Regions from separate parts of the Homo sapiens genome. Here region 2 is linked to region 1. The links are chromatin loops, found by intact Hi-C in ENCODE. Cell type or tissue: heart right ventricle. All regions are shown on one strand. Links, peaks and the distances in the headings refer to the core of each region. The heading gives the core; the rest is flanking DNA. Region 1 holds the start of LOC101929333 (a long non-coding RNA gene). Region 2 overlaps LINC02255 (long intergenic non-protein coding RNA 2255).

Region 1 (5,373 bases), core at 166-5,165:
ACATGGCATAGGAGGCAGAATTCTAAGAATTCTTCCTATGATCCTTGCCTTGGCATAATCCCTTTCTTCCTTTTTGAGGATAGGTAGAAATCAACATGATCTCACTCCTGAGATTATGTTCTGTTATAAAGCAAAAGGATTATCCAGGTGGGTGTAATCTAATCACAAGCCCTTGAAAATCAGTTTTTCTGGCTGCTGGGCAGAAGGGGAAGACAGAGAGTGTATTAATCAGGGTTCTCCAGAGAGGCAGAACCAATAGAAAGGATGGATGAATAGATAGATAGATTAGATAGATAGATAGATAGATAGATAGATAGATAGATAAAGGGGGTATTTTTTAAAAAAGAGATGGAGTCTCACTAGGATGCCCAGGCTGTTCTTGAACTCCTGAGCTCAACTGATTCTCCTGTGTCCACCTCCCAAAGTGCTGAGATTACAGGCATGAGCCACCACACCCAGCCAGAAAGTATTTTTTAATTAAGGTGTGTACTATGTTTTTTTTAGGCATAATGAATGCTATTGCACATGTAATAGATTACAGTATAGTGTAAACATAACTTTTACATGCACTGGGAAACAAAAAAATGTGAGCCAGTGCACCTGGCTGAGAGGGGATTTATTAGAGGAATTGGCTCATGTGATTATGGTAGGCAAAAAGTCCCACAATGAGCCATATGCAAGCTGGAGACCCTGGGATGCTGGTAGCATGGCTCAATCCAAGTCTGAAGGCCTCAGAACCAGGGAGGCCAAGGGTGTAACTCTCAGGCCGAGCCCAGAGGCCTGAGAACTCAGGGAGGGGAGCCACTGATGTAAGTCCTGGAATCCAAAGGCCGAGAAGTCTGGAGTTATTGTCCAAGGACGGGAGAGGAAGAGTGTATCCCAGCTCCAGCAGGTAGATCAGCACATTCATTTTTGCCCTGGTTTTTCTTCTCTCCAAGCCCCCAGCAGATTGAATGGTGCCCACCCACATTGCAGGCAGATCTTTCCCACCTAGTCCACTGAGACTCACACACTAATCTCCTCTGGAAACACCTTCACAGAGACACTCAAAAGAATGCTTTAGTAGGTTTCTACGTTTTCCTTAATCCAGTTAAGTTGACACCTAAAATTAACCATCAGAGAGAGATTCCAAGCATAAGAAAGGCACTGCACCAAGGCTGCCTTGAAGATGTAGGGGACTGGCCAGGTGCAGTGGCTCACACCTGTAATCTCAACACTTTGGAAGGTCAAGGAGGGCAGATCACTTGAGGTCAGGAGTTCGAGACCATCCTGGCCAACATGGTGAAACCCCATCTCTACTAAAAATACAAAAATTAGCCAGGCGTGGTGGTGCACACCTGTAATCCCAGCTACTTGGGAGGCTGAGACAGGAGAATCTCTTGAACCCAGGAGGCAGAGGTTGCAGTGAGCCAAGATAGCATCACTGCACTCCAGCCTGGGTGGCAGAGCAAGACTCTGTCTCAAAAAAAGAAAAAAAAAAGAAAGAAAAGAAAAGGTGTAGGGACCACAGGAAGTATCCCGGCAGCCTCTGGGAACACAGAGCAGCCCCCGCTGCTCACAGCCAGGTAGGAATCAGGATCTCAGATCTACAGCCACAAGGAACTGGATTCTGCCAACCTGAATGAGTCTAGAAGTAGATTCTTTTCCAGAGCCCAGCCCATGGACACCTTGGTATCAGCCTTTTGGGACCCTGAGCAGAGAACCCAGCCAAGCCCAGACTTCTGACCTACAGAACTCTGAGATAATAAGTGGGTGTTGTTTTAAGCTGCTAAGTCTGTGGTCATTTGTCACACTGCAATAGAAAACAAACACATATGGCCACTCCTAACTGAGAGAGGTTGGTAAATGGTGTCTCAAGCTGGATATTCATGTGCATTGCTAAACTTGGAGGAGGAGTTCTATGATGAAAGAAAGAGAAGCATGAATATTAGGGAGATGATAAGACATTCTTCCACACACTGTAAACCTGCCCTGTCCAATACAGCACACACTAACCACATGTGGGTATCTTTTTTTTCTTTTTTTTTGAGATAGAGTCTCACCCTGTCGCCCAGGCTGGAGTGCAAGGGTGTGATCTTGGCTCACTGCAACCTCCACCTCCCAGGTTCAAGCAATTCTCCCACCTCAGCCTCCAGAGTATTTGGGATTACAGGCACCTGCCATCATGCCTGGATAATTTTTGTACTTTTGTAGAGACAGGGTCTCGCTCTGTTACTTAGGCCGGAGTGCAGTGGTACAATCTTGGCTCACTGCAACCCCAACCTCCTGGGCTCAAGTGATCCTCCCATTTCAGCTTCCTGAGTAGCTAGGACTACAGATGCACACCACCACGCCTGGCTAATTTTTGTAGAGACAGCCTCTTGCTATGTTTCTTAGACTTGTCTCGAATTCCTGGGCTCAAATGATCCACCAGCCTCAGCCTCCCAAAGTGCTGGGATTGCAGGCATGAGCCACTGCGCCTGGTCTAAAAACACCCTTTTCATTCAGCACTATAGGTTTTAAAAGGCAGTGTTCCCATAAGAAATAATGGCAAAGAAAGGAACTCCCAGTCACATTCAGCAAACCTGTTTTCCCAGCTACATTCATGCACTGGTTGATGCAGGTAAGTGTACAGGGGAGGTTGATGGAGAGATAGGAGGGTCCTGGAAACAAAGGAAGACTGTGACATTAGATGACTGCAATCGTGGAGACTCAGATGGTGCTTGTACTACCACGGTTCATCTTTTGAGTATGGGCATGTCATAGTCTGGACCAGAATCTAAATTCTAGTAGCAAAGCAGGTAGGGTGGTTATTGCATAAGGAGGTATCACAACCTGTCATTTGGGGAGGGTGAGGGAAGGACTGGCTGTCACAGCTTAGCCTCACCAAGGACGTATGTGTAGTGCCCTCTGGTGGCCTGCAATGGCACGCAAGCCAGCCAAATCAGAATCCCCCATCTCTCACCCCCCACACCCCCACCCTCCTCCCAGCCACCCCCATCTCAGGCAAGACAAAGCCAGAGTCCTAACTGGTCTCCCTGCTTCCACTCCTGTCCACCAGAATGATTTGTTAAGATCATCAGATCATGTCACTCCTCTGCTCAAAATTCAGGGTAATTTCCCTTCTCCCTGAGTTATTTAGCCACAGTACTCACAGTGGTCTCCATGGCTGTACTCGGTATGGCGCCTCCCAGCAACCTTTCTGTCTCCACTTCCTGCCCCTCTTCCGGCTGCTCACCCTGCTGTAGCCACACCGGGCTGCCTGCTCTTCCTCTGCCAGCATAACCCACCAAGCACACTCCCACCTCTGCATTTGCTGTCTCCCCCACCTGGAATGCACAGATGACTCCTTCATGTCCTTCATATATGTGTCAAATATCACCACATCATCTTTTGCACTAAATTAAAAAACAGCCCTCCTCCCAGCACACTATATCCCCTTTAGCTGGATTCATTTTTTGCCATAGTATTTAATACCATCTGACGTATTACATATGTATTTACATATATATATGTGTGTGTGTATTTATATTTATTACCTATCTCCTACTACTAAACTTTCTGCTTTTTTGAAAAAGCAGAAACTTTGTTTTGTTCCCAGTTGAATCCCCAGGATCTAGAACAGTGTCTAGCCTATAGTAGGTGCTCAAATATATATGTTGGGGAAATAAATGAATCAAGATCTGAATAATGAGCAGGCATTGTATGACCTTCATTGTTTCTTTCTTGAATATTAAGACACTATCACAAAAAGGACAACTCTACAAATATATATAAAATTCATAAAATTCCTATTATATCCCAGCAGCTGGGGCAAAGAAAAAAAAAGAAAAAAATTCCAGTATAATCCCAACAGTTTTTTTTTTCCCAACCACCCCAGATACATCAGACAGATGGTATACATCTCTTCGTGACTCAATCTGCTGAACGATGCAACTGTCACAGTATCCAACAGGTTTCTTTTTAATTGGATTAAATTATCTGATGATTTATTTGGAAAGAATAAAGTACTTGTAAATAGCCAATAAATGTAGAAAGAAGTACAGTAAGGGTGCACTTGGCTTACTAGATCTCAGAAGACACTATAAAGATACCACAATAGCATCAATATAATATTGGCCTGGGCATAGACAAATAAACCAGTGGAATAGAAAAGAGAATCCAGGAATAGATATCTGTTTTTAAGAACATAAAATGTGAACAGTGCAATTTTAATTCAGTGGGATATGGATGGATTATATAATAAATGATGATATCTGTCAGGAAAATAATTGGACCTCCATTTTATATCATACAAAAACAAGTTCCAAGTAGATTAAATACTAAAACATAGCAGGTACTTTTATTTATTCATTTATTTATATTTATATTTATATTTTTGAGGCAGGGTCTTACTCTGTCACCTGGCCTGGAGTACAGTGGCACAATCACGCTTCACTGCAGCCTCAACCTCCCTGGCTCAAGCGATCTTCCTACCTCAGGCTTCCAAGTAGTTGGGACAGGTATGTGCCACCACGCCTGGCTAATTTTTTGTATTTTCTATAGAGACAGGGTTTTGCTATGTTGTCCCAGGCTGGTCTCGAACTCCTGGGCTCAAGTGATCCACCCACCTCAATCTTCCAAAGTGCTGGGACTACAGGTGTGACCCACCATGCATGGCCAGCAGGTCCTTTTAGAACCCCAACTAAGTTCAGAATATAGTTAATTTGGTCCTCAGGCCTATATGAAGAAATATTACTGATTTCATCAAAGTCACAATTTATAGTGTACATTCTTAATCTTTTGGTTGTAAAAAGTCCCATTTCACAACTGGGCTGAGAGTATGAAAGCCCAGATTGAATGAAGAGGGAGTCCGTGGTGTGGAGAGGGGGACTGGTGGTGGTAAGAATGGGGTGCTGGAGCCCAAGCATGAGGAGAGTTTCCATAGGAAAGTAGGGGTGGTGACTCTAGCTGCCCAGCTGAGAATATCAGAGTCCAAGCCAGGTAAGGAAATGGTTCATGGAGGGGCAGGACAAGAGATTGATCAAATAAGTAAATATTTTGAGAATAATGGGAGTGAAGCTTCTATTTAAAATGAAAGAATAAATATAGTAATGAGGAAACTAGAATAAACCCTGTGGCATTAGACTGGAATTGAAGGTATTGGGGGTGGATTCATGGTTTTCTTTTTTTCTTTTCTTTCTTTTTTTTTTTTTTTTTTTTTTTTTGGAGACAGAGTCTGGCTGTCACCCAGGCTGGAGTATAGCGGTGCAATCTCAGCTCACTGCAATCTCCGCCTCCTGGAATCAAGCAATTCTCCTACCTCAGCCTCCTGAATAGCTGGGAATACAGGCACGTGCCACCACACCCGGCTAACTTCTGTATTTTTAGTAGAGACAGGATTTCACCATGTTG
Region 2 (5,373 bases), core at 228-5,227, 110 kb before region 1:
GGCTAATTTTCGTGTTTTTAGTAGAGACAGGGTTTCGCCATGTTGGCCAGGCTGGTCTCGAACTCCTGACCTCAGGTGATCCACCCGCCTCAGCTTCCCAAAGTTCTGGGATTACAGGCATGACCTACCACATCCAGCCTCCTCTGTGCAATTTTTTTCCGTTTTCTTTTTCTTTTTCTTTTTTTTGAGATGGAGTCTTGCTCTGTCGCCCAGGCTGGAGTGCAGTGGTGCGATCTCGGCTCACTGTAACCTCCGCCTCCCAGGTTCAAGCGATTCTCTGCCTCAGCCTGCCAAGTAGCTGGGATTACAGGTGCCCGCCACCACATCCGGCTAATATTTTTTTTTTTTTTTTTTTGAGACGGAGTCTCGCTTCTTTGCCCAGGTTGGAGTGCAATGGCACAATCTTGGCTCACTGCAACCTCCGCCTCCCAGGTTCAAGCAATTCTCCTGCCTCACCTCACCAGTAGCTGGGATTACAGGTGCCCACCACCACGACCAACTAAATTTTGTATTTTTTAGTAGAGATGGGGTTTCACCCTGTTGCCCAGGCTGGTGTCAAACTCCTGACTTCAAGTGATCCACCTACCTCGGCCTCCCAAAGTGCTGGGATTACAGGCACTAGCCACCACGCCCAGCCTATATTTTTAGTAGAGACGGGGTTTCACCATGTTGGCCAGGCTGGTCTTGTACTCCTGACCTCATGATCCACCCACCTCGGCCTCCCAAAGTGCTGGGATTACAGGCACGAGCCACCACAGCCAGCCTATTTTTTTAGTAGAGACAGGGTTTCACCATGTTGGCCAGGCTGGTCTTGAACTCCTGACTTCATGATCCACCCACCTCGGCCTCCCAAAGTGCTGAGATTACAGGCATGAGTCATCACGCCCCACCTCCTCTTTTTTTTCTACCCACAGGTCCCATCTCAAGTCTCTGGGGCTACTACTCCCTCTGCCCTGGGTGTGCCAATGGATACTGTCCCCCCTACTGGTCCTCTCCTGGACAGGTGTCCAGCTCCCCTAAACCTCGCCTGGTTCCTTAGCCCCACCAGTTTCTGAGACAGCCCTGATGTGGAGGCTCCCTGGGACTTCTCACTGTACATACCACCTCCCGCCAGGTGCCCACACTCAGTCCTAGGCACAGAGCTGGCAATCCCAAGGGGCTCCACTCCTGAGCCCCAGCATCCCACCTCCCACAACTCGACCATCTGGGTGGCCCCCAGGCCCACACCCATGCCACACCCAAATCCAACCCCACCAGCTTCCTCTGCCCCTGCCCCTCACCCCAGGCCCCTTTCATCCAGTCTTCAAAGCGTCAAACTGCTGCTCCCCCTGCTCCTTCTTCCAAGTGTCTCCAAACCCCACCCCTCTCTTCCCAGACCCCGAGCCCTGCCCATCAGGCCACCATCCTCTGTCCCCTAAATTCTGAAAAGGCCCCTCCCTGCTCTCCCCGCCTAAACCCGCCCCCTCCCATGTGTCCTGAGAGCAGCATAGCGTGGAGGTTAGGGGCAGGGCTCCAGTGCATTCCATCCCCTGCTCCTCCACTCACTGACTGTGTGGCCTTAAGCAAGCTGCTCAACCTCTCTGTGCATCGTTGTCTTAATAGTATCTCTCTCCTAGAGTTGCCTGTGAATAGTCTGGTTGCCAAGGAATTCAGAGTGGCCGATAGAGGACAGAAGGGAGGGGTAAAACAAAGCAGAAAGGGGCACAGGAGCCAGGTCCTTAAGTCCTTAAGACCTTCAATGCTCAACTAAGGCCTGGGAAATTTCTCCTGAGATGAGTGGAGAGCCTTCAGGATAGTCTTAAGTCTCTGATCAATGTTGTGCCTTTGGAATGTCTTGGTGCCTATGGTGCCTATGGAATGTCTTGCTTTCTTTCCTGCAGAGACTGAGAGCCCCTCCTGTCCCAGGGGTGCTGAGAGGTCTGTCTCTGGCTCCCCCACCGCTCCCATGTCTCTGCTGGGACTGGTAAGTCATGGAGCTATGCCCGGCAGAGTTCTCTTGCCAGACTCCAGGCCTCTCTCACCACAGGAGATCAGGACTGGACTCCCAGGGGTCTGACCTGACTTCCAACCCCAGGAGGGTGGGTGGTGTCCAGCGAGGGCTTGTCTAGGTCGTCCAGCCTTCCGCTGTTGGCCTCAGGGACCATCCAGGCAGCCTGCCCAAGTTACTCTTGACCCCTCCTCTGACACAGACTCTCCACCTACCTACAAAGCTCTTTCACAAATGTGTCATTATTTTGTTTAATCCTCATAACAACTCTGGGAGTTGGGTGTTATTATCCCATTTTACAGTTGGCAAACTGGATAATGTATGATGTCTTACCTACTCGCTAGGAGCCCAGTCACAACGGTTCATGCCTGAGTGGGAGGAGGATTGGGGGTGCTCCTCCACCCACCTCAGCCAGCCAGGCCCAGCACTGAGTGAGGGGCCAAGTGGGAGGGGAGGCAGCCTGTGGCGGCGGGAGGGGGGCCCAGGGAAGTGGAGGGCAGGTGGGGGCTGCTGGCACTGGGACCTGCCAAGTAGAGAGCGAGGCCAGAAGGGGCTGGGAGGCCTTGAGGGCAGGGAGAGCAGGAACGGGAATGAAGAGGCAGGCTAGGAGCAGGCTCCAAATCTGAAACCTGGGAGGAACCTCCTTGAGTCACCCTACTCTTTGTACAGATCAGGAAATTGAGGCCCACCCAGTCAGGAAGAGAAATTCGTCTAAAACCACTCAGCCTGCCAGAGACCAAGCCAGAATCTGTGCCAGAGCGCACCCAGGCTGTTCCTGGAGAACCCAGGAACCAGCCCCACGGGGCCAATCAGCTGGCACTGGGCTGACCAGCAGGCACTGAATGAAACTTCTAGCCTCCGGGCCTCTCTGGGTGGCCAGCAGGGGGCGGTACTGCCCCAGGAGTGACAGCTCCCAGACTCCCAGCCACTGCCCTCAGGCCCATCCCAAGGTCCCAGGGCAGAACCAGGGCTGGGGACACAGAAGGCATAGGTGGGAGGCAGGGTTTCTGGGGTGGGAAGAACAGCACACAGAGCTGAGCATGGGACTCCCCGGCCCCATTCTGATGCCAGCTCCTTCTAACCTGAGCGAGGGAGGAAACAAGCCCTTCCTTTCTCCTTGCACCTCCACCAGTTGAGAGAACATTCTAGAAATGCACCCAGCTCCATCCAAAGTCTGCTCTCTCGAGAGGGGAAGGGGCTGGAGAAGAGACTGTCTCCCAGGCCACAGGTTTCCACAGAAAGTTGTCCTGCAAAGGAGGCTAGACCTAAGGAGAAACTTCTAGAGGCCTCTATACTGAGTATCCAACCTCAATTCCGGGAGTGTCCCTTTCCCAAAATAATGCTCTAGGAGAAGGTGGGGAAAGGGTGGCCAACTGCAGTGCTATGTGAAGACAGGGGCTAGATGTCCTTATTGCTGTTTCAGGACCCTCTTAGGTGCGACAAGAGAGAATTTTCTCCAGGATGGCTAAAGAAGAGCAGGGGCATGGGGGAGTGAGCAGGGCCGCAGGGGTCAAGAAGATGAGCCACTCTGGCCCCCAGGAGAGATGGCCAGGGTGCAGGGGGCTCCGTGTCACCCCCATCAGCCCTGGGACCCTTCCCAATGGCGAGGGCTTGTATTCCTAACCAAACTTCTGGATCTGGTCCCAGCGGGAACCCCTGCTATAATGAGTGCCCCCAAGGCCTCCCTTCAAAATCCCAGGAGTCCAGCTTCTCGGGGCAAAAGCCCCACAGCAGCTGGCAATACAAGATCTAGGAGGCAGGGGATCTTGAGGCCCCAGGTCAGAAAGGCCCCACGCACCTGCCTCTCCCAAGATTTAAAATACCAGGGGGCTAGGGGTTCCCATCCCCTGCTACTAGGCTTCGTGGTGGTCCTCAGCCCCAAGCCCACTGTGCCCTGTGCAGCATGGACAGATGGTCTCCAAGGGGCCCCTTTCAGCACCACTCCCCTTGGTTTCCCATCAATGCCACCATACACCAAAGTTCACACACTGTCTACTGGAAAGCCCCTGTCAGGGCCAGTTGTCCTACAATTAACTCTTCAGTTCTCCCAGGCTGATGGTTCCACCACACAGAGAGCAGACAGGGTGGGCAGGGGCTTGGGGAGTCACAGCAGGCACCCAGGGACAGAGGGGCAAGGAAAATGGAGATGGGGGCACATTCAGGGGGTGGGGACAGCATCCTGGCAGGTCCCGGGCCTGCACCACCTGGAGGAGCCGGTGACTCACGGGGCTGACAGAAGAACTGAAACCAGACAGGAGAGTGCAGGAAGGAGGAAGAAACACCCACCAGGTAACCTGTGTCCTCAGACATGTGCACTTCCAGGCCAGAGTTTCTATGAATCAGTGTCTCTAGACACAACCACCTTGATCCCTTCCGTTGCCTCATGCTGACGTCTGAGTCTGGCCCGTGGCCATCTAAACCCCCGCACTCTGGTTCAACCACCATCAGGCCCACATAGCAGCTGCTTCAGATCAAAAATCTCCTCTTCAGGGGCTTTTTCACCAAGCTGATGGTAAAGGCAGGACTCCTGGGTCCCGGTGTCCACTGCAGCCACTCTGGCTTCCCCTTAGCCCCTCTGCACCCCCTGCTCACCACCTGGCCAGTGTTTCTGCTCTTCCTTCTGCCTAGCATTCCCCTACCACCCCTGCTTTGCCTAGCAGGTACCTACTCATCCTTCAGGTTTCAACCCATGTCACCTCCTCCAGTGAGCTTTCTCTGACCTCTCACCTAAGTCAAATCCCCCATTACATGTGCTCCTGGCACCATGCACCCCTCTCTGAGCCCTTTGTAGAGTTTAGTTGTGTGGTTAGTGATGAGTGCCTGCCTCCTGTACTACAGCTGAAGCTCCAGGAGGGCAGGGACCAGGGCCTGGTCTAGTTCACCCTCCATTGTCTCTGCAGCATGTGGCAGAGTCAGTGCTAGGCACATAGAAGGCCCTCAGTAAACGTGCTGTGAATGAGTGGGTTCCCCAGCCAGCTGGATGTCCCACGGTTTCCCCCACCCCACCCCATCTGGCTCTAGCTCCTCTCTGTGACCCTTTTCATCTGCAGTCCTTGGAGCCTCCTAATGGTTGGGCTCTGTGGTGGGGACCAGGCAACCTGCCCCTGGGGCCTCAAGATCAAGGCAAGACACAAGACTCAATACCCCTCCAACAGGTTACAGGGGCAGCCTCAGTGGCACCAATTGCTCTGACCCGTGACTCAGAGGAAGCCAGTCCTCCAGAGCCCACATCCAGTCCACATCCTCCTTGATGATTTTGCATCCAGCTGCTGTTCCAATCTCAGGGCCTATGGCCCTCAGGGACTATCCAGCCTCCACCTAGAAATCAGACGACCAGAAATGGTTAGGACCCAGCCCAAGGTCACACAGCATAGCTGTCACAGAGC

The links. Hi-C counts contacts between places; a loop is a spot of excess contacts. Peaks named below come from ENCODE experiments on the same cell type or tissue, not always from the same donor. Only the 100,000 strongest peaks of a DNase experiment are listed, where the experiment ranks them.
Region 2: it touches region 1 in a loop (9-fold over the local background); 75 of 110 quality-filtered maps call a loop at or near these places.

What each region holds. Positions count from the first base shown.
Region 1 is chr15:74,487,102-74,492,474 of GRCh38, forward strand. It overlaps LOC101929333 (a long non-coding RNA gene), which reads right to left and starts at 3,183. Exons shown (of 2, transcript NR_198993.1): 1 at 3,135-3,183. LOC124900366 (small nucleolar RNA SNORD77) reads right to left here and starts at 3,927; the gene lies at 3,858-3,927. In heart right ventricle, for the core only: CTCF peaks have their summits at 2,884 (motif pointing left) and 3,088; a DNase peak (open chromatin) is centred at 2,890.
Region 2 is chr15:74,379,689-74,385,061 of GRCh38, forward strand. It overlaps LINC02255 (long intergenic non-protein coding RNA 2255), which reads left to right. Exons shown (of 4, transcript NR_146881.1): 2 at 1,881-1,963. Among named protein-coding and RNA genes, the nearest start is that of LINC02255, 3.3 kb to the left of the region's middle. RefSeq lists enhancers at 3,140-3,219, 3,230-3,309, 3,297-3,797, 4,041-4,340, 4,431-4,690 and 1 more. In heart right ventricle, for the core only: a CTCF peak has its summit at 2,870 (motif pointing right); a DNase peak (open chromatin) is centred at 2,873.